Regions from separate parts of the Mus musculus genome. Here all the other regions are linked to region 2. Evidence: chromatin loops called from intact Hi-C (ENCODE). Cell type or tissue: heart. All regions are shown on one strand.

What was found. A loop is a pair of places that touch in the nucleus more often than their neighbours do. Peaks named below come from ENCODE experiments on the same cell type or tissue, not always from the same donor. Only the 100,000 strongest peaks of a DNase experiment are listed, where the experiment ranks them.
Region 1: a loop joins it to region 2, with 2.2 times the contacts of the local background. A loop is called at or near these places in 3 of 42 quality-filtered maps.
Region 3: a loop joins it to region 2, with 4 times the contacts of the local background. A loop is called at or near these places in 2 of 42 quality-filtered maps.
Region 4: a loop joins it to region 2, with 2.4 times the contacts of the local background. A loop is called at or near these places in 19 of 42 quality-filtered maps.

Annotation. Positions count from the first base shown.
Region 1 is chr8:78,582,884-78,587,883 of GRCm38, forward strand. The region is part of intron 5 of Slc10a7 (solute carrier family 10 (sodium/bile acid cotransporter family), member 7); the gene reads left to right. Among named protein-coding and RNA genes, the nearest start is that of Slc10a7, 76 kb to the left of the region's middle. In heart, no CTCF peak of the experiment used is centred here; a DNase peak (open chromatin) is centred at 2,218; H3K27ac peaks cover 286 bases.
Region 2 is chr8:78,646,212-78,651,211 of GRCm38, forward strand. All of the region lies in intron 5 of Slc10a7 (solute carrier family 10 (sodium/bile acid cotransporter family), member 7), which reads left to right. Among named protein-coding and RNA genes, the nearest start is that of Gm39203, 26 kb to the right of the region's middle. In heart, a CTCF peak has its summit at 2,883 (motif pointing left); a DNase peak (open chromatin) is centred at 1,260.
Region 3 is chr8:77,627,259-77,632,258 of GRCm38, forward strand. 1700092C02Rik (RIKEN cDNA 1700092C02 gene) reads left to right here. Exons shown (of 3, transcript NR_045467.1): 2 at 348-464; 3 at 1,572-1,699. Among named protein-coding and RNA genes, the nearest start is that of 1700092C02Rik, 5.6 kb to the left of the region's middle. In heart, a CTCF peak has its summit at 3,072; no DNase peak of the experiment used is centred here; H3K27ac peaks cover 528 bases.
Region 4 is chr8:78,506,582-78,511,581 of GRCm38, forward strand. It overlaps Rbmxl1 (RNA binding motif protein, X-linked like-1), which reads right to left and starts at 2,347. Exons shown (of 2, transcript NM_001252089.1): 1 at 2,218-2,347; 2 at 1-236. The coding sequence starts at 131. It overlaps Slc10a7 (solute carrier family 10 (sodium/bile acid cotransporter family), member 7), which reads left to right and starts at 2,747. Exons shown (of 12, transcript NM_029736.2): 1 at 2,747-3,093. The coding sequence starts at 2,994. In heart, no CTCF peak of the experiment used is centred here; DNase peaks (open chromatin) are centred at 2,030, 2,330 and 2,760; H3K4me3 peaks cover 3,335 bases; H3K27ac peaks cover 2,743 bases.

The DNA.
Region 1 (5,000 bases), 63 kb before region 2:
TAGTGCAAATGCTCCTGTATTACACATAGTGCAGATGCCCATGTATCCTACATAGTGCAGATGCCCCTGTATCCTACATAGTGCAGATGCCCATGTATATAGGGTAAAACCTACATGTTTCAAGAGCAGTGTCTTGATGTTACATCCTCCTCAGAAGGAGGTGTGTCTGCCTGCATGTACATGAGTGTACCTAGTGCCTATAGAGTCCAGAAGAGGGTGCCAGCAAAAATAGTGAAGAATCTCAAATGTTAATGAAGGCATGAAGTGTTTCCTCCCTTCACCTTTCCCTTTCCTTCTTCTCCAACACTCAGTCTCTTCCTCTCCATCCCTCCCTCTCCTCCTTCTCCTGCTCACCCTGCTCTCTGCACAAGGTCTGATTTGAACTAATGATGCTCCTGCCTAAGTCTCCTGAATGCTAGAAGCTAGAAATTTCTTCCTTCCTTCCTTCCTTCCTTCCTTCCTTCCTTCCTTCCTTCCTTCCTCTTTCTCTCTCTCTCTCCCCTCCCTTCCTCCTTCCCTCCCTTCTTTTACTTAAGTCTAGCATGTATTTAGTTCATGTATACGGAGGTCATTTTGCTCATTATTAATTATGATGTTGATTTTAACCAATCCAAATTATTCACTTGGAATCTTGGTTTACCCATCAAAGTTCACAACTTACTTGATTTTCATTAAACTTTAATGCCTGAACATGTTGCTGGAAATATTAAAAAAAACTGGAACTTCCCAAGGAACACCAGGCACTGGTGGGCCACATGGCTCCAGCCGAGTGTTCTCATCTCAGCAGACTCTGTGGCCCAGAGCTCCAAAATCTGTTCACCCAGCTCACTAAGTTCCTATGGTGGGAGGGTTGTTACCATGCCAGCCCCATGCTTCAAAACCCCCACAGCCGTTGTGGTTCACATCTGGCAAACCCATGCTTTTCTGCCATCCCTTTCTCTCTCAAACCCAGTTGAACCACTGTGTAAAGGAAAACACCACACAAACTTATTAGTTCAGAAACAATGGTAACTCAATCACTGGCATGGCAACTAGAATCCTATTCTTGTAAGCCATGATAAATCTAAATCCTCTGTGGCAAATACTGGCATATTTGCCATTAAGTCTGGTAGCTATATCTTGCTCTCTCGCTATCCCCAATATCTTGCTCTCTTGCTATCCCCATCCCCAAAGCCCCTAACTCTCTCCAGCTTCCTCTCTTCCTCCATCCAACCAAAAGTCCTGCCTACTCGTTCAGTGATTGGCTCCTTTATTCATTAGGGGATAGGTCACAAGAAGTCACCTGAGTACTCATCCAGACAGCCCCTCCAGGGTAAATGGAATTAACATCAAAATACAAACAACTCCAGGGCCATCCACAACAAGAACAAACAAGCATCCTTGTTTCCAGGTGGCTAGTGCCACCCTGCACAGCACCATTTCAAACTCATCCTTGTAGCTTGGATGTCACACGATCAAGACTTTTGAAAGGACTTTGCCTTTACAGCTTGTTTTCCAGATGTTTCCCTTTACAGCAAGGAGCATACCACCTGTTGGGACTAACAGACATCCTGAAGGCTGGATTGCTGGCTAGTTTGACTAGTCGTGCTGATTAGCTTAGTCTAGCCACACAAACTGAGGCTCAGGTGGGCCAGATACTGTGCTCTGTGCTCAAATTCCAAGCTCAGGACCACAGATACAGGAGGGTGCATGGGGCTTGCTGGCTAACCAGCCTACCCTACATTTGAGTTACAGACCAGGAAGTAAGTGACCCTGTCTCAGCCAACAGAGTGGATCCTAGCTTACACACACAGTGACAAAGTATTACCACTGGTTCATTTAACAGCGTGACACAAAACACAGAGCTCACCCAAAGGGAACACAAGTTGATTCTAAAGCCAAATATGAGTGATAGAGGACCAGGAACACAGACTTAGGGCTCCACAAATCCCACATTTCAATATGGAAGCAGTTTCATAAAGCTTTTATAATAACAAGGACACAGAAAAATCATAAATAAAACACTTCCTAAACACATTAGGTAGATTAGTTGCAGCAAATAGGCTTCCTCTCTGCTGTTGGCCTCAGATGCCTCTGATGTCATCTTAACCTTCTGGTTTTAGAGGTGGGGGAGGGCTAGGTTTCTGTACATTCCGAAGGACTTACCTCACTCATTGGCCCAAAGAGAGTAGCTCCCACACAAGGAGGAACAATAAAGAACTATTAAGGGCACTAAAGATGGCCCAAGATAATTTGGCTCTGGCTGCAGGATGTCGGTCCCAAGCTCCAGAGCTCTGCAGATCCAGGGAAGGCTGCAGCTTCTCACCCAGAGCTTCCTTCACACAAGAGAAAATTACCTTGAATGTCCTCAGAGCCCTGTTAGTGCACTGCGTGGTTCTAGACACTGAAGCAAAAGCACAGCACATAAATAAGTATGTGGAGAAAAGCTACAGTAAAAGCATGAAGCGGCAGGAAGTCAGGGCCGCCCCCAGTGCTGGTTCCCAGCACCCCGCCTCCATTATGGGCCTTGCCATGTCAGCGTGCTCTTTGTTAAATCAGACCCACTTTTAAAATTTGAATTTATCTCAAGCCCCCAAATTCACAGCAACACTATAAATAAAAGGCTATCTTGTTATGACTAGAGGTAGCAGATATTAAATCACACAGGAAAAAGCTGCTGTAACTTCACAGATAATCCTGCAGCCTACACAGGCTGTCTCTTGCCTGCCCACCCTCTCCTCTCCGAAAGATGGAATTAGCACCATTACAGGGAGAATTTGCCTGTGTCTGAGTCAGCCTATTCTCTAATTCTCTCCTTGTGTCCACTGAGTCCCTTGATACACTGTGCTTTTGGGTTTCTAAATCACTTCGTCAAGAAACAGGTTAGAACTCCTTGAGACAGACAAGGAAAAATCCAGACTCATGGATTCCGGCAGTGGGGTGCGTGCCTGTCTCTCTCAGATCCTTCTCTGTACAGTGCTTGTCCAACACTAGCCAAGTGTGTCCAAGGCCAGGCAGGCCAGGATAAGAAGATGCTCCCCTGCTTAGGGAGGAGGACGGGCTCACACTCTTATCTGAATTAGCCAATGGAAATTAAAAAGTGGTCTTGTTATTTAATAAAAATGCGCAGAACGTCTCTCAAGTCCACTTTAGCAGCACAGTGCTCCTGTAGCCTGTTGGGACTGGTGAAGCCTTAAATGCATTAGTCACAGTGGCCATTTTTCTTGCAGATTTGTGACGTGGATTTAATTATGGGGATGACCAGCAACTTACAAATCTAATTTTGGTGGAGGTTGAGGCCATTTTTTTTTTTTTTAATAATGATGGATTTTTTTAAGCAATGATTTCATTACTATTTAAAGAAATCTACTAGTGTAGAACTAGCCAATTGACTAGAGTTATTTTATTACCCATTAACAAATACCATTAATTTTTATAATGTCATCATTTCCAAACTAAAAAAGTATTTGCTCCAAAATCTTTTTGCCCAGTAATAAATAATATACATTACGTACTCTGGATGTTTATAAAGGTCCTCTTTAGAAACATGTCCCTCGAAGTTGTTTAAAACCAAGATTAAGTTTTCTTAATTTGGATTCAAGCTACTAGAACTGCTATAGAACTGGGCTTTCAGCCCTGCAACCCTTGGTTCTTAATGGGCGCACAGTTCTCATCTTAGTTTTCATCCTCCAAGCACACACCTACCAAGGGTAATCTATTCTTCCACTGTAACTATCTCTGATTGACCATTTGTTTTATTATTGTTGGCAGAAAGTTCAAATTTTCTTGCCAATATCCCTTTTGGGTATTAATATTTGCCCATGTTGGGTGTTCAGTTCTGAGCTCTGACAAGCGAACCCATGTATGTTGTGGCAGTCTAGGATAAGGTGATTTCTATTTGGTCAGAGGTTCTTTTGTGCCTCTTTGTTCTCAGCCCTTCTCTCAGCTGAGCTCCCAACACTGAATGTGTCCCTTTGCTTATTCCAGAGGGACCTGTCCATCTTTCCAGAGGAGGCTGGCTACCTACCTTCCCTTTGTGATTTTCCCTTTTGTGGCTCTTGTCCTGTTACCAGGTGCATCAGCGAACCTTGTCATTGCTGAGTCACATTGCATTGCTTAGTACGTGATTGTTGATGAGCTTTAAGTTGTGGGATACTTCAGATAGTGAATGATTTCCAGTGTGTGTTAAGGGTTTGAAAGTCCCTAGGGTGCAGCTGTTGGGAGGTGCTGTGAATCTTAGATGGGACACTGTGGAGATCCACAGGGCACCAGGGAGACAGTGCTCTACCTTATCACAGAAAGAGCCTCTAATGCTGGGAAACCTTTCTCTCTACAGTTTCTCTGTAGGGTACTCTGCTATAGTGTTAGAAAGCTGGTAACTTGTTTTTTTTTTTTTTTTTTTTGTGTTTGTGCTTCTTGTGACTGTGGATAGACCTCATTTAGACATATTTTCCCAAATCTCTTAGGGAGAAGTTAGAAATGAAATTGCTGGGACCTGAGGAATGTGTTTTGAATTCGAAGCAGCCTTCAAACTTTTGCAGTGTCTTAGGTTCCCAGAGGACTGTGTGGAGCCCAGTTGTTCTGCATCCTTGCCAGCGCTTAGTTTTAGCAGGTTTGCATTTAGTCATTCTTGTGGTCATGCAGTAACATGACGTCATGGATTTCATTTGCTGCCCCTCACTGGCTAAGGATGGACAGTTTTTATGAGTGTTGATTTGCTACCTCTATGTCTTTGGATAGTGACTGTTCATCTTTCTTGACCATTTAAAGAAGAAACTGAACTGTCGGTTTCTTTATACTTGGGTGTAGGTCCTTATAATGGACCCAAATAATTTATCAGATGTTTGTAAGTCATTCTTCCTAACTCATGTACACACGCGCGCGTGCACACACACACAACCTTCTCTTTTATTATTAGCAGTGACTTACAAGGGGAAATTCATTGTATTACGCTTATCTGTTTTTGTCTTTCATATCTTGACTTTTTGTTACTTAAGTTCTCGGTTTACCTAAATAGCCAC
Region 2 (5,000 bases):
CCCTAGAGCTTGTTGGCCTGCTAGTCTTGCCTGGAGAGATGGCTGAGAGGTTGAGAGCATTTGATCTTGGAGAGGACCAGGGTTTGATTCCCAGCACCCACATGGTGGTTCACAACTGTCTGTAACTCCAGTTCCAGGAGATCCAGTGCCCTCTTCTGGCCTTTGTGGGCATAGTGTACATACATGATGCAGGGAAAACACTAAAAAACATAAGATTCTTTAAAATTCTCCACAGAAAGGTGGAGAGTGGTAAAGTAAGTTATCCAACATTGACCTCTGACTTCTACACACACACACACACACACACACACACACACACACACGACTGCACAGAAAACAACCCTTGATTGAGATAGTAGTATTCTGCTTTAGGCATATTCCTAAGAACAGAAAATATTAGATGGAGCACAAATAAGCTTAGTCCCTCATGAACTGGCCCAGGATGAAGCCAAACAAAAATGGTGCCTTCATTGCTCTGCATGGAGCTCAAACCCAGGGCCTGTGTATAGGCAAGCACTTTAGCACCAAGTGGTATCCCCCACACACGAAAAAGTGGAAGGCTGCAAGTGTGCTTCATGCAAATGGAGAGAGACACATAGCACACCAGCATATTCAGCAGGAAGAGATACTGGAAAGCTACCACTGACGGAAGCCCGGGCAGGAGCAGCTGTCGGAAATGGACCCAGCACCCAGAGCTAGCATGTGCAGAGACCTATAAGGATGGGAGAGGTGGACATAGGCAGGGAGGTAGGAGCAGATTATGCAGATGTGGTAGCACTCTTTAATGACATTTAAATGTGGAGGCTGGGTTGTAGTCTCCTAGAGTTTAAGCTCCCAGAGAAAGACAGGGAAACAGTCCATTTGAGATACAGCACCGAACACCGGCTGAATAATAGCATGCACCATCACCATCGTCCACTCCAGAGCCTCTCTGTTCCCTCTTCTGCCTGGATTGCCCCACCTACTACAATAGCAAATCCAAAGCACCCGACCTGTAGCACTGCCCTGTACCCGCCATAATGCTCCTCCCCCAAGCTCCTAATCACAGCCCATTGTGAGAAAAGGTTCATGCCAGCACTCAGGAAATCATACCGAGATGCGAGGAAACCCTTTTGCTTATGTTTGCTGAGGGCCAGAGAGCATGGTTTATATGGGTTTTATCTGTCTGCACTTGCCATATTTGAAACAAAAACTGGTGAGAAGTGCTTTCCCCCATATGCATCTGGCAAATCTGTTTCCTCACAGGCTTGGCATCAAGTCAGCTGGAGTCTGCTCCCTTGCTGTAATAGCTGCTGCAGGATCGCATCTCAAAGCTTCCAGAGAGCACTGTTCTCTGATGAGACAATGGAAAGGGAAAGCAAACCCAGAGATGGCTACTCTGCTGCTATCTTGAAGGTCCTGCCCAATCCCTCTGGCCTTCAAACCAAGGTCACTGTTTAAGCCAAACCTCTACTCTGAGGGAGAAGGCGGGTTGCAGAAGTAGGTGAGAGAACAGGGACCGCAGACAGTAAATGAGCTAAAGATTCTAGATGGTTCTTAGTGCCCGCAGAAACACCTGTGTATAGACACTACACCATTGGAAATACCCGAAACACCATCTATTTACCTTTGGTGCTGAGGTAAGGCTAATCCCCCATTCAAGCTAACTGATTCCCTCTGTGACCTGCTCCTGGTCACTGGCTTTCTGTGACACACAGCCTCAGTGTTTATCTTTCAAGCCCTGCCTGTAGCTAATGTGAGGATTGTCCTCTCTGTGGTCTCCAGAAGTTCAGGAATGACAGGACTTTGTTATTTTCGTAGGTTGCAAGGAAGCTGTTCTGTGTGATGCATGGCTTACAGATGAACTTGGCGGCTTTCCCCGACAGACTTGAAAGACAGCATTCCTAGACATGACTTTTGTTACGTTTGTTAAAAATATCATACTTGTGCCTGTAATACTAAGCTTCATCCTCATTGTTAATGTGGATAAATTTTACCCTTTAAAAACTTACACTATCAAAAAAACCAAAAACCAAAAACCAAAAGACAAAAAAGCCTTACACTATCATATGTCTCTGTACATTCAATACTAAGTGCTTTAGTTTTGAGGTTTGTGAACTCTGTTACCTCCCACGTCACTAGTAGCATTTGTTCTTTAAGGAGGGGCCTGCATATGTGATAGAACATTGTGGACAGATGACAAGTTGCTATTATACCTTTATTTGACCTGAGTTATCTTGAGATTTGTCACTTGTAGGTAAACGGTTAGGGACAGGAGGGCCGAGTTGGATCAGTGGGTAGTCCACAGCAGATAGCCTGTGTTTATCTGAGTTCGAGTGTATATATTGTCCATATCTTTATCTCCTTACCTGCCGCCTTATTCCTACTTTTACCTTGATGAGCTGGCAGCTGCATTCAAACGAGCAACTCAGCAGCAAGTAGTCACATCTGGGGGAGCCGTCACATCTGGGGGAGCAGAGGGCACAGTGCAGGACTTCAGTGTGAACCCTGATGGAAGAAGCTTTCTAGGAGAAATTCTTTGGGAAAAATAGATAATTAGTGACTTGCTTTAGTCCTAAATGTAGATGTTTTAGTCTTAAATGAAAAGTATCTTTAAAGTAAAATTTAAAAGGGTTGATGAAGAAACATGCTTCAAAAATGCATTCAATATGTGAAAAAAAAACTTTTAAGGACATAGGAATTAGGACGAGGGATTAGAAATGAGAGTGTGTCTTCCCGAAAGAGTTCTTTTGAACTTGTTTCAGTATTGTGCTGCTTTTATGAGCGTGGCATTGGACGATGCACAAAATATTTGATGTGCACTTATATGCACAGAACCAACGGTAACAATTTGTCTAGCACAGAACTTTCTGGTATTGCTTTGCCCTGGAAGGTCCCACAGTGCCACCTAGTGCCATGGGTTTCCTTTGCATTGTTTTATAAATTTAAAAAGTCCACTGCTCAAATTTTTATAGAATGAGTCACGAAAGCAAATATGTGGATTAAGCAAGATTATAAACGCAATGATACGAGGATCTTGGTTGTATAAAAAAATCTGTTATGTAGATTTCCTGACTTAAGAAATGGTTATTATGGGGCCTAGCAAACACAGAAGTGGATGCTCACAGTCAGCTAATGGATGGATCACAGGGCTCCCAATGGAGGAGCTAGAGAAAGTACCCAAGGAGCTAAAGGGATCTGCAACCCTATAGGTGGAACAACATTATGAACTAACCAGTACCCCGGAGCTCTTGACTCTAGCTGCATATGTATCAAAAGATGGCCTAGTCGACCATCACTGGAAAGAGAGGCCCATTGGACTTGCAAACTTTATATGCCCCAGTACAGGGGAACGCCAGGGCCAAAAAGGGGGAGTGGGTGGGTAGGGGAGTGGGGGTGGGTGGGTATGGGGGACTTTTGGTATAGCATTGGAAATGTAAATATGCTAAATACCTAATAAAAATGGAAAAAAAGAGACTTACACCCTTGATAATTCAAATTAAAAAAAAAAAGAAATGGTTATTATTCCAGCTCACATCAGGAAACTGTCGACGAGTGTTGCATTGTGTGTAGACTGATGGAGTTACTGTGGGCTCTGTCCAGGGTAAATGCCTTCCCCCTTTTATTGTTTGTCCCTCTGTAAGCAGTTAAAGGCCATATTCCCAGGCTGCTTCTGAAGTTCACTAACCAACAGTGTATACCACAGAGCCTACCAATTTCAGGGAAAACCATATGTTCACTTTTTATATTAGAATTGAGAGGACTCAGAGAGGAGTGAAGTGACTTCTGTGTATAAAACATAAGTCGAATAGAAGAATACTCTTTGGGGAGAAGAGCACTAAGAAACGCAATTGAGAAAGGACAGGCAAAGTTCCGGGCAGTCCGGATGATATGATGGCCGGAAGACAGCCTGGGTCATTCGCTACCCGATGGCGGGAGGTCGGGATGGGTGGATACTGATGTGCTGTTTGTCATTGGAAGGACTCATTAAAAACAATCTCATGATTTAGTGGAGTACTAGAAAATCCTGCTTATCATCCTTTTAAATTTTCTGTACAATTAATTTTTTCCTAATGAGATCCCTGTGCTATTTTGTGCAAGGAAAGCATTTCAGTTTTTCCTTATGATAGCCATCCATATTGAAAACACTAATTTTCTAATCAAGAGACCATTGTTAGGAGATGGGTAACCATGTGCCTTGTAAGTTCTTCCTTTTAGAAAACTATATGTTGTGTATGTAGGGGGAGTGTTACTACTTAGCATATAAACTACAAGAATGGAGAGAATTTTGTCAATCTGTATCCTTAACTTCTAGAATAGTGTCTGTCACATTGTAAGCACCCAAAAAGAAATCAGGCAATTAAAGGTTTATCCCGCAAGTGTGCAGACCAGCATTGGGACTCCCCAGGACACACATAAAAGCTAAGCAGGCATGGTGGCTGTCTAGAATCCCAGCACAAAGGTGGGAAACACAGACAGGTGATCCCAGGATGCACTGGCTCGTGGAGCAGCCAAAATCTGTGAGCCTCTGGTCAGCCACAGTCCCTGCTTCAGTAAGAAGCAGCACACATGCACATGGACACATACATCCATGTACATGGTACCACCCATGTATGAACATACATGCATACCCACATGCATCTGAACACTTAGCACATCACATATACTAAAAAAGAAAGAAAGATAGTTGTTGAATGAAGGAGGAAATGAGAACATGCAACATTGTATAGCTGCAGCACAACACAGTCATGAGAAAGTATATGGTGGGATTTTACTTAGGTTGCCTACGTAACTGTAGCTGCAGTTATGTCCTTATGCCTGCTGCCATTAACACATGAGCACTGATAAGAAATAATTCCTGGGCTGGAGAGATGGCTCAGTAGTTAAGAGCACTGACTGCTCTTTCTGAGGTCCTGAGTTCAAATCCAAGCAACAACATGGTGGTTCACAACCATACATAATGAGATCCGACGCCTTCTTCTAGTGTGTCTGAAGACAGCTACAGTGTACTTAGACATAAT
Region 3 (5,000 bases), 1.0 Mb before region 2:
ATTACTATGAACTGCCAATTTACCCTTCAGGTCCCCTGTGTCAATGGTGCTGTTAGTTATGAAAGAAAAACATGTAGATTTTGTCTTTCTTGAGGGGAAAAATCTATACTTCCAAAGTTTGAGAGCCCAGCATTATCTTGTGCTGGACCCAATAATTCAGAAAGAGTATAGAGAGGTGACTAGACTTTTGATAGATCTGTGGCAAATTAGTGGGTAGCAAATACCCGATGAAGAAAATTCCTAGGAAGTTTCAGCACCTTTCCCCACTGTTAGCTCAGAAACACTAAGTAAGGAGCCTAGTGCTTGCCTCTTACTCCTGGTACTAAATCCTCTTCTCTTCTTACCAGGGCCGCCACAATTGCAGGACAGAAGAATATTGATTTCACAGGAAGTAGGAGATGGCTACTCCTGCAGGAAGGAAGGGGCCCCGACCCTGCTGGCTATGAAAACAGGAAACCATCCAGGCTGGTCTTGAATTTACTATTTAGCACAAATTGGTCTTGATTTCATCATCTTCCTGCCTCTTGAATGCTAGGGACAGGAGATACTCAGAACAGATTTTTCTCCATTTGAAAGAGAACGTAGACATTAGGCTTAAGGGGGTTCATTATCAAGCATTGAGCCCTGTGGTGGGGTTGTAGCTTTGTGGGTGGAGTGCTTGCCTGGCAGTCAGGAAGCTTGGGTTCTATCCCCAGCCCTAAACAATCAGGCATGACAGTCTGTGACCACAATACCAGCACTTGGACATATGAGGCAGGGGGATCAGAAGAACAAGGTCACTCTTGGCTACTTGAGACATTTCAAAAAAAGATTTTATATGTATATATTATATATGTATATATTATATATGTACATATACACATCTATTCACAAAAGTGTGTTCATAGCTATGCATTTAATATTTTATATTTTATTGCACATTTACATGTATATCATATAAAATTAATACATTATGTTCTATTTATTTAAATATTTATAATGTATGTATTAGATGTTATATGCTTATATATAATTGTATATGCTATATTTATATCCAACATATTTACATTATTGTTTAATACACACACATATAACATATATAAATAATATAAATCTAACAGGCCTCAAGACTTTAGCACAACTGACTCCATGATGGAAGTACCATTCAGACTTTGGAACCCAGCATGGAACCAGCACCGCCTCCTAAAACTAAAGGCCTAATCCATCGAAGTCCATAATCCCAGGAAATCCCTGACTGCACTAACCTTGTGTTTTGGCTTCTTCACTTCTGGCTAACTGCTCATGTTAACTGAATGTGGCTTCTGTGCTGAAAGCTCAACCTGAGAAAGGCTCAGTGGTACACTAAGATCCCCGGCATAGTCACCACAAAGCTGATAAAGACTTTCTATTGGCTTAAACCCTTGGCTGAGCAGTCTTCTCTGTTGGATACCCCAACAGGAGCAGATAATTAGATTTTTCTCATGTTCAAATACTTAAACTGCAGCAAGAGGACATTCTGATGTGTTTCAAATTTCAGTGGCAAATAAATAGATGTGAAGGAACTTAACTTTTAAAACCATTCATTTCTGTAGGGGACAATGAATGTCTATGAACCTTCTCTCAAGATGCAGAGGCACAAAGATTCTGAATTCTAAGATTCGAAGTCTTTAAGTTTAGATACAGAGACCCTATGCCAATAAACAACAAGCAAGCAAGCAAATAAAACCAAGGGTTAGGTGTGCTTTTCTGTGATACACTGTTGCTTCCTATGCCCACACTTTTGAATTTTGTCTCCATCACTGAAAAAAAAAACAAAAAACAAAACAAAACAAAACAAAAACCCGAAACCAACCCCCCAGCATCCCCAGTGTTGGCGTTGATAACTGTAAGCCAGCCCTGTGTGTGTGTGTGTGTGTGTGTGTGTATGTGTGTGTGTATGTGTGTGTGTGTGTGTGTATGTGTGTGTGTGTGTATGTGTGTGTGTGTGTGTGTGTGTGTATGTGTGTGTGTGTGTATGTGTGTGTGTGTATGTGTGTGTGTATGTGTGTGTGTGTATGTGTGTGTGTGTATGTGTGTGTGTGTGTGTATGTGTGTGTGTGTATGTGTGTGTGTATGTGTGTGTGTGTGTGTATGTGTGTGTGTGTATGTGTGTGTGTATGTGTGTGTGTGTATGTGTGTGTGTGTATGTGTGTGTGTGTGTGTGTGTATGTGTGTGTGTATGTGTGTGTATGTGTGTGTGTGTGTGTGTGGGTCACAGGCAGAGAGTCCTGAGATCCAAACAACACAAGGGCAAGACCTTGTCTCAAAAAACAACAGTAGCAAGAAAGTACTTGCTTTGCAGAAAAAGAAGAATCAAATTATCTCGAATTTGAAGACTACAACAAAGTCTTACGATAAAGGCATATTTTTTCTTTTGACCATTTTCTTGTATACAAAGAGAAAAGATTCATCCCATAGCTGACAATTACTTAATGTAACTTCTTTGTATCCTTGCTTAAGAAGTTTTTAAAAAAGGCCTGGCAGTGGTGACTCGTGCCTTTAGTCCCAGCACTCAGGAGGCAGAGGCAGGCAGATCTCTAAGTTTGAGGCCAATCTGGTCTACAGAGTGAGTTTCAGGACACCCAGGGCTACACAGAGAAACCCTGTCTCAAGAAACCCAAAAGAAAGAAAGAAAAAAAGGAAATATAACCACTAAAGTCAGAAAAAGGGGAGTGTTTGCCAGGCGTATGACTGTGTTCTTAATCTCAACACCCAGGAGGCAGAGGCAGGGTGATCTTTTGTGAGTCCTTGTCTACATAGCCAGTTCCAAGACAGCCTGTACTACACAGTGCTACACACACCCTGTTCCCGGTCTAGAAAAGAAAATAGAGGAGTATTAAGAAAGAATATGAAGGCTCAGGATTCTGTTGTTGTAACGACGCACCAGCAACACCACAGAAGTATTATTAAAAGGAATATTGCTGTTAAACACCTTAAAATTCCATGTGTGATGATTATGCTTGCAGGCAGGCACTATGGATTCTTCGCTGTTGTTTTCTACCTTTTATTTCCATCCGCCCCGCTGAACCACGGCAGGAAACAGAAATGACCGCCAGGTTGCGCTGTAGTTCCACAGCAGTGGAATCAGGCTGGGCTCCGAGGCGTTCGTGAAGATCTGTGTGGCTGTGGTTTTTCTGCTTTTGAAGCCTGGTGGGAGGAAATATTTCACAGGAAAACAGAAAACACTTTGCTGAAAACAGTCCCAAATTTACTGTGATTTAGAGATCGGTTATTCGTGGGGGAAAAATTCAAGGGGGGGGGGGGTCCTCTGTAGCATTTCTTAGAGAAAAGGGCCTTAAACTCAGCTTTGCTGGGTGAAAGGTTATTCCTTCTGGACAAAGAAGAGACCAGACAATCCCGTTGAAAGTTAGTTTCCTATATTATCTAGTTGTTGATGGATAATACTATTTTTAAAAGTTCCAAGATAGGGTATATTTATTTTTTTTTAAAAAAACATAAACACTTCAACTTTTTTTTCCTCAAGCGTTTTCCTTCCTTCTCTTTCTTCCAAAATGTCAATATTTATGAACCAGGGGTTGTGGGAAATGTTACCTAGAACTGGAAAAGTCAGAGATTGTCTGTCCCTGGGGACTTGAGTCTGAGTGCCAGAGGGCAGTGTGTGGCTGGAGGGACATAGTCCTTCCTTCTTGGCACCCTGTGGTGAACTCTTTGAAATGGAAGAAAATGATGTTTTCTGCTTCATATGCAGACGCCTCAAGACCAGCAGTGGCTGCAAGTTTCTGTATATCATTGTGCTATAAAAACAAGCATAGTTACAGTGAAAACTGTCCCGGCAGAGCCAGTGCCTAAGGTCCACAAACCAGCATTTCTGATTACATTAGGATCTGCATAGTGTTTGTTTAGGCCACGACAAGACTCAACAAAGGCAAGCACAAATCATGGAATATTAGTAAATTGTAGTGCTTATATTTACTGTGAGGATTTTTTTCTCCCTTTAAGATGATGAGGAAATAAAGAACATTATTTTTAATCTGAATAGTTGGTTCCTTTCGCACTGCCAGTTGCTAGGTTGTGAGATAGAAATGAAGCCACAAGTAGGCAAATGTTACTCGGCAGAATAAGAAGAATCAGGATGTAGAGCTGTTACCTGAGAGTCACTAACAAAAGAAAGAAAGAAAGAAAGAAAGAAAGAAAGAAAGAAAGGAAGGAAGGAAGAGAGAGAGAAAGAAAGAAAGAAAGAAAGAACGAAAGAAAGAAAGGAAGAAAGAGAGGAAGAAAGGAAGGAAGGAAGACTTAGAAACAAAGGTCACACAGTAAAACCGCCTCTAAGATCAAGTGAAGACTCTTGCCATGGTCCCAGCCCCACCCTTGTCTTACATAAAGGTGGCCCCCCTTACTCTTTCTTTACATTTATGTCTGTAACCCTTTGCCTCTTAAATATTTAAGTCTCCGGGTATCTGTTCTCTAATCACTAATCATGATTTTTTTCCCTTTGTTCTATGTGCTTTAGCAGTTTTTATTTAGCTTGCTTTATTTTTAAATGTCCCACCAAAACACTTAACTGGTATCCAAAAAGCTTGCTGTATAAATAGTGAGATAAAAATTCATAGAACATTTTATTTTCCTAGGTCAGGAAGTGATTGCCTTGTTTCATTTTTGGAAAAGAATGACAAGAGAATCACTGAGATTAACAGAGAAGCAGAAGTCCCTGCTTCTTGGAGAAGCGAAGAGCTCTCCAGAAGACACTCCACTTCCTAAACACATGTCCCTCCAGTGTGACCAGCTTATTGTGGACAGTTTCCTCTCACTTGTCACAGGCTGCCACTGTTTGCTGTTCTAGTCCCCAGCTTCATTTTCCTCATCTGTAAAGGATGGAAACATTTAGCCCAGAGCTGTGGAGACCATGGAATTTGTAACAGACTCGGTCCTTAGCGTGCCCTAATGTCCTGTGTATGTTTGCTCTTCTGACTTTTCCTCATTGGTAGAAAAACAAGAAACAAACGCAATTTTATCTCTCTATA
Region 4 (5,000 bases), 140 kb before region 2:
TCCCGGTCTTTCATCAAAAGTATTTCCACTATTCGTCCATACTTGCCAAATACTGCTTCAAGGGCTTTCTCATTTGTTTCTGTATTAAGCCCACCAATGAAGAGCTTTCCTGGGCGATCTGCTTCAACCATCTTGCCTTCCAGCTGAGAGTCGGAGGGGACGTGAAGGTCTCAAGCTCCTCCTACAAGCTCGCCAAATCGGCCTTCCAAGTAGCTCACCGGTGACAGCTGCTGGGTCTCAGAACAGAACAGAAAAGCCACTAGGACTACTGCACACGAGCACCTGTGAATATTATTGTATTAGTTTCCTCAGGCTGCTGTAACAATGCATTGCGAAAGGGCTGGGGGTGGGAGGTGTGTTATAAAACATTGATTTTCTTACAGTTCAGGAAGTCACGAAGTATGAAGGTAAGTTTCTATCAGAAGCCTTAACAAAAATCTGTACCATGACTCCCTCCTAGCTTCCAGTGGTTGTCAGTAATTCTTAGACTACTTTGGCTTATAGATATCTCAATCTAGTTCCTCTCTCCACCCTACGTGGTGCTTACACTCCACCTGCACACCTTTGTATGACATTCAGAAGAACTGCAGCTTTTCATACCTATCAACATCTGATTTCTACAAGTCACCTTCTGAGGTCATGGGAAAACGTGTCTTTTACAGGGGATGGTACTCCAGTTAAGTTGGAGAAAGGATATAGGCTCATAAACTTAATCTAAATGAATATGACCCATTATTCTGGACTATCTGGTTAGGCTTTAAATCCAAGGACAAGTATCTTTTAAAGATACACACAGAAAAAAGGTAATGAATGCTCAAGGATGCAGAGAGCAGCCACTTGAAACATATGGAGGGAGATGTGATGCCTAACCAGGTCGAGACTGGAGCATCAGAACCTAAATCAAGGAAGCCAGGGAATATTAACAGCCACAAGAAGCTGGAAAGAGCCTTTAGAACACATGGCCCTCCAATATCTCCATTTTGGATTTCCTTATTCTGCAACAGTAAAACAACATGTCTATTGTCTGAGTATAGCTAACTCGGGGAGGGGACTATTTGTTATAGCAGCCCTAGCAAACTAATACAGTCCTTGACAATACAATTCACAAAACTACGGTTAAAATATTCTATGAATTAAGATTTTGTTCTAAACAGGTCAAAATCTCTAGAAAGACTCTGTGAGCAGCCTTACTTAAGCAGCACTATCTGTGATGACCTTTTGAGTATTCGATGACTGAGGCAGATTTTTTTTTCCTTTTGAACCAAGCAAAATTACTGAAGAAAATTATGTTATAAATTTTACTTCCTAGAACTCCACTTACCTTGTGACTGTCTTATAATAAGCCTTTATCACATTTCATGTACTTCTTTTGCCTGGTAAATTGTTTAATGTCTCCCTATTAAGTTCTTTTTATCTTGAGATTAGCTTTTCTTCATGCTGCCTGATGCGTAATTACCGAGCAGTGGGGGCTGTGCAACTGAGAACTGATAGCACAACTGCTTAAAGCAGCTTAGTTTTTGGATAGCGAGTCATGTCAGCAAGATAAAGTTAAATAGAGCAAATTGCACGCCGAGTCTCTTTCAAGCTTTGAATGCATTCAGAATGAAAGTCTGGTACAATCCCTTTCGAACGTTACGTTCCATAGTAAACTATTCAAGTAGCTGATACCAGGCTGCTTCAAAATGTCCCACAATACTTTGTTCCTTTCTTTCTTTGGGTGCATAAAGAGGAAGGGTTGATGCTCGGAAGACCATTCGTGAAACTATGTCATAGATTCGCCAAAATGCAATGCAAGAAACCGAGGGTTGGGGGAGGGGGCGGACATCAGACCCTCCACCCTGGATCTGGCCCTCACTGCTTTTGTTCTGAGTTCCTGGCCCCCTCTCAGTTGTCCTGTTGCTTTAGTGGTTCGGGGTCAGGCAAAGGCCCGCACCACGCGGCCTCCGGAATCGCCCGCCCACGCGCGGCACACGGGTGGGGAGGAGCCTGGGTCGCTCTCTCACCGCCCCCCAGGGAAGATTTGCCCCATCCCGGCCGTCCTCCCCACTCCCGAGGCGGGTTTTGGCCGCGGAGGCGGTCGGGCAGAAAGGCCCGGGCAGGCCACCGACCTGGCGGGAAGGCCCAGCCCGCCTTCCCCGCCTTCCCGCCGCCGCCGCTGCGGGAAGGCGGGGGGCCTGCCGTCCCGGACGTCTGCTCGGCCACCGATTTTCAACCTACCCACGGGGCTAACGCTTCCCTAACTAGGAAGCCGCTTTCCCGCGCCGGTCGCCACACGCGTCTGCCGCCGCCGCTCCCGCCGAGAACCAGAGGCCGCGAATGGCTTCCCCTCCCCCCGCGCAACGTCAACGCGACGTCGGTCGTCGCCGTAATGTCTCGAGTATACGCGCATAGACATAGCAGGCATTGGCGCGCGCAGCCGCCGCCACGGCGCAGCCCGGTACCGGCCCAGCGCACGCCGCGGGTCTCTCGGGCTCAGGGCAGAGTGAGAGACGCTCTCTGCAAGGCATGTCTCGGGGCTCGGGCCGCCGTCAATATAGCTTTACTGCAGCGACACCCATGATGAGGCTGGGCGTCTGGGGCGCCTCATCCCTCTCTCCCACTGCGGGCCTCCCCAAGCTTGGCCGTGTATGCACGGCGGCGGGTCCTGTTAGTGCAGCCCGTGACTCGTCTCACTTGCGTGCTCCTGGTGTGCCTCCGTTTTACGTCCCCTGCGCCCTGGTCCTCGGCGGGTGGGCGCGTCTATTCTGAGGTGCGTGGTAGTGATGGCGGCGCTCAGCGAGGCTTTCCTGTCACTGGGTACTACTACTCCCAGCCCGCCTCGGAGCCGCCCGAGCCACCCCTCGGTCTTTAGTTTACGAGTGGCAATTTGACTTGCTCTGCTGCATGTCTGGAGGGATCGAGGAAAGTGTGGAGACGCCCCGGGGATTTAGGGATCGCAGTTTGGAAAGCAAGCCAGCCAAACAAATAAACAAAACCCACCCGCCCTAACAAATATGAGGCTGCTGGAGAGGGCGAGGAAAGAATGGTTCATGGTCGGGATAGTGGTGGCGATCGGCGCCGCTAAGCTCGAGCCGTCGGTCGGAGTGAACGGGGGTAAGTGCCGCACCTCCGCCGGCTGCAGCGCGCCGGCTCCCACTTCTGAACTCGTCGGCGAGTCCCCGGGAGGAGCGGCCGCCCTGGCTGCGGCACAGCCCTCTGTCTCGCAGCGGGAGAGAGGGGGGCTTTTAGCAGGTTCTTCTCACTTGCTAGCCCAGGAGGGAATTAGGAATGGGGCAGGGGAGTGGGAGTGCAGGTTGCCTTTTCTGCGGGCAATCAATGACTTCTGCTCAGTGCCGGAGTGAGGGTACAGAAACTGAAAGTTACTCCTCTCGTTCTTAGTAGCATCCCATCCCAAGGGACTATAGGTTGCCAGGAGTTCTTTATCTATCCTGGAATAGACCTCATTATCCAGTCTATTTCCGACTCCTCCCTTTTGCCGCCCCCCCCCCCCAAAAAAAAGTCTGTTGGAGAGAAAGGGGTTTGGGGGAGATTATTGGCGGGAGCGGCGGATAGGAGAAAAAGGAAAAAAGGATACCCTTGCTCCAAACTTCAATTTTTAGTGTGCCTTAGTTGCTGACTAAAACTCCCAATTGTACTGACACGTTGCACTCTTTCCTTACGGGACACTACTTCCGTGTGCTGCTGGGCTGCCGTTACTACAGCAGCCGTCCAACAGTTGCAGACTGTGTTAGACTATGCACACTGTATGTTTTGGCAGGGAAGTGTGGATGGGTTAAAACCTCCGCTCCAATCTCTGAATAGTAGGAGCTTTGTAATGTGACCTGTGGACACTGGTGGGAACATGGGACGTGTCACTGGCGTTTTATACCCTCTCCCCCACCTTCAGACAACCTTGTTCTGCTTTTCATAGATATTAATTGAGTTTCTTCAGTTCATATGTTTTTGACCTCATGAGTTAGGTTCCAGGTTTATTGGCAGATCGAATATATCAACCATGCAATGGACCCAAATAAGGACAGAAGAACACACAGTCTTTCCCAAGTAGGAGGTGCCCATGTAGATATTTGAAATTTTACCTTGTTATTAAAACCTTACAGAAGTGAATGGATGATCTCTCTGAATAGTGTTTTTTCTTTCCCCAGCCCTAATTTCTCCATTTAGAGTAACTTCTGGAATCGTTTGGATTGAATTATTTAAACAGTGATTTCGATAGGAAAGCTTTCTATATTTAATTTTTTCCCCTTTAAATTTAACATATTTTAAAATTTAAATGCAACATAGAGTATGTATAGTTACCAGTTAGTTTTAGAAACAACCTTTCTGTGAGCCTTTGGGAAACTGTTAAGTTGGGATTTTGAGTTCAGTCAAATGAAGGGGGAATCTCTTGTTCCTGGAGCTGGGAGAAGTGACATGCTCCTGTCTTTGAGGCTACTTACGATGCTCCACTGTACTGGTTACAGTGAGGCTAGATCTCTGCTCAGCATTGAGATGGAGTTCCTGCTGACGTGTGTGGCCTATAGCCCCGCATGTCTGGGTTTGCCAAATGCCTTTTCCCTTGCCTTCCCCAGTGCTGAGTGGACAGGAAGGTTGCTGATGGTGAATCAGTTCCCTAGAGTTTCTTGTTCTGGCAGATACAAGATGGACTCTGTGAGCTCAGTTGTTCCCTTGGATTCTGCTTATTGAACTTTTTTACACTATTGTGTCTTAGAAATACTGTTTCATTTTCCAACAATCCTTATGGTAGTATTATAGGCTTTTTTTTTCTTCGTGGGGGTGGTGCACAGCTTTAATCTCAGCACCAGGAGGCAGATCTCTGAGTTCAAGGCCAGCCTGGTCTACAGAGGACAGCCAGGGCTACACAGAGAAACTCTGTCTGGAAACCCCCAAACAAATAAATCAATAAGCAAACAAGTAAATAAATAAAAATCTAAGAAGTAGGAGCAGGATAAATATTTCCAGCTAGAAGTAACTTATAAAATAATTTAAATCAGCATGCCACT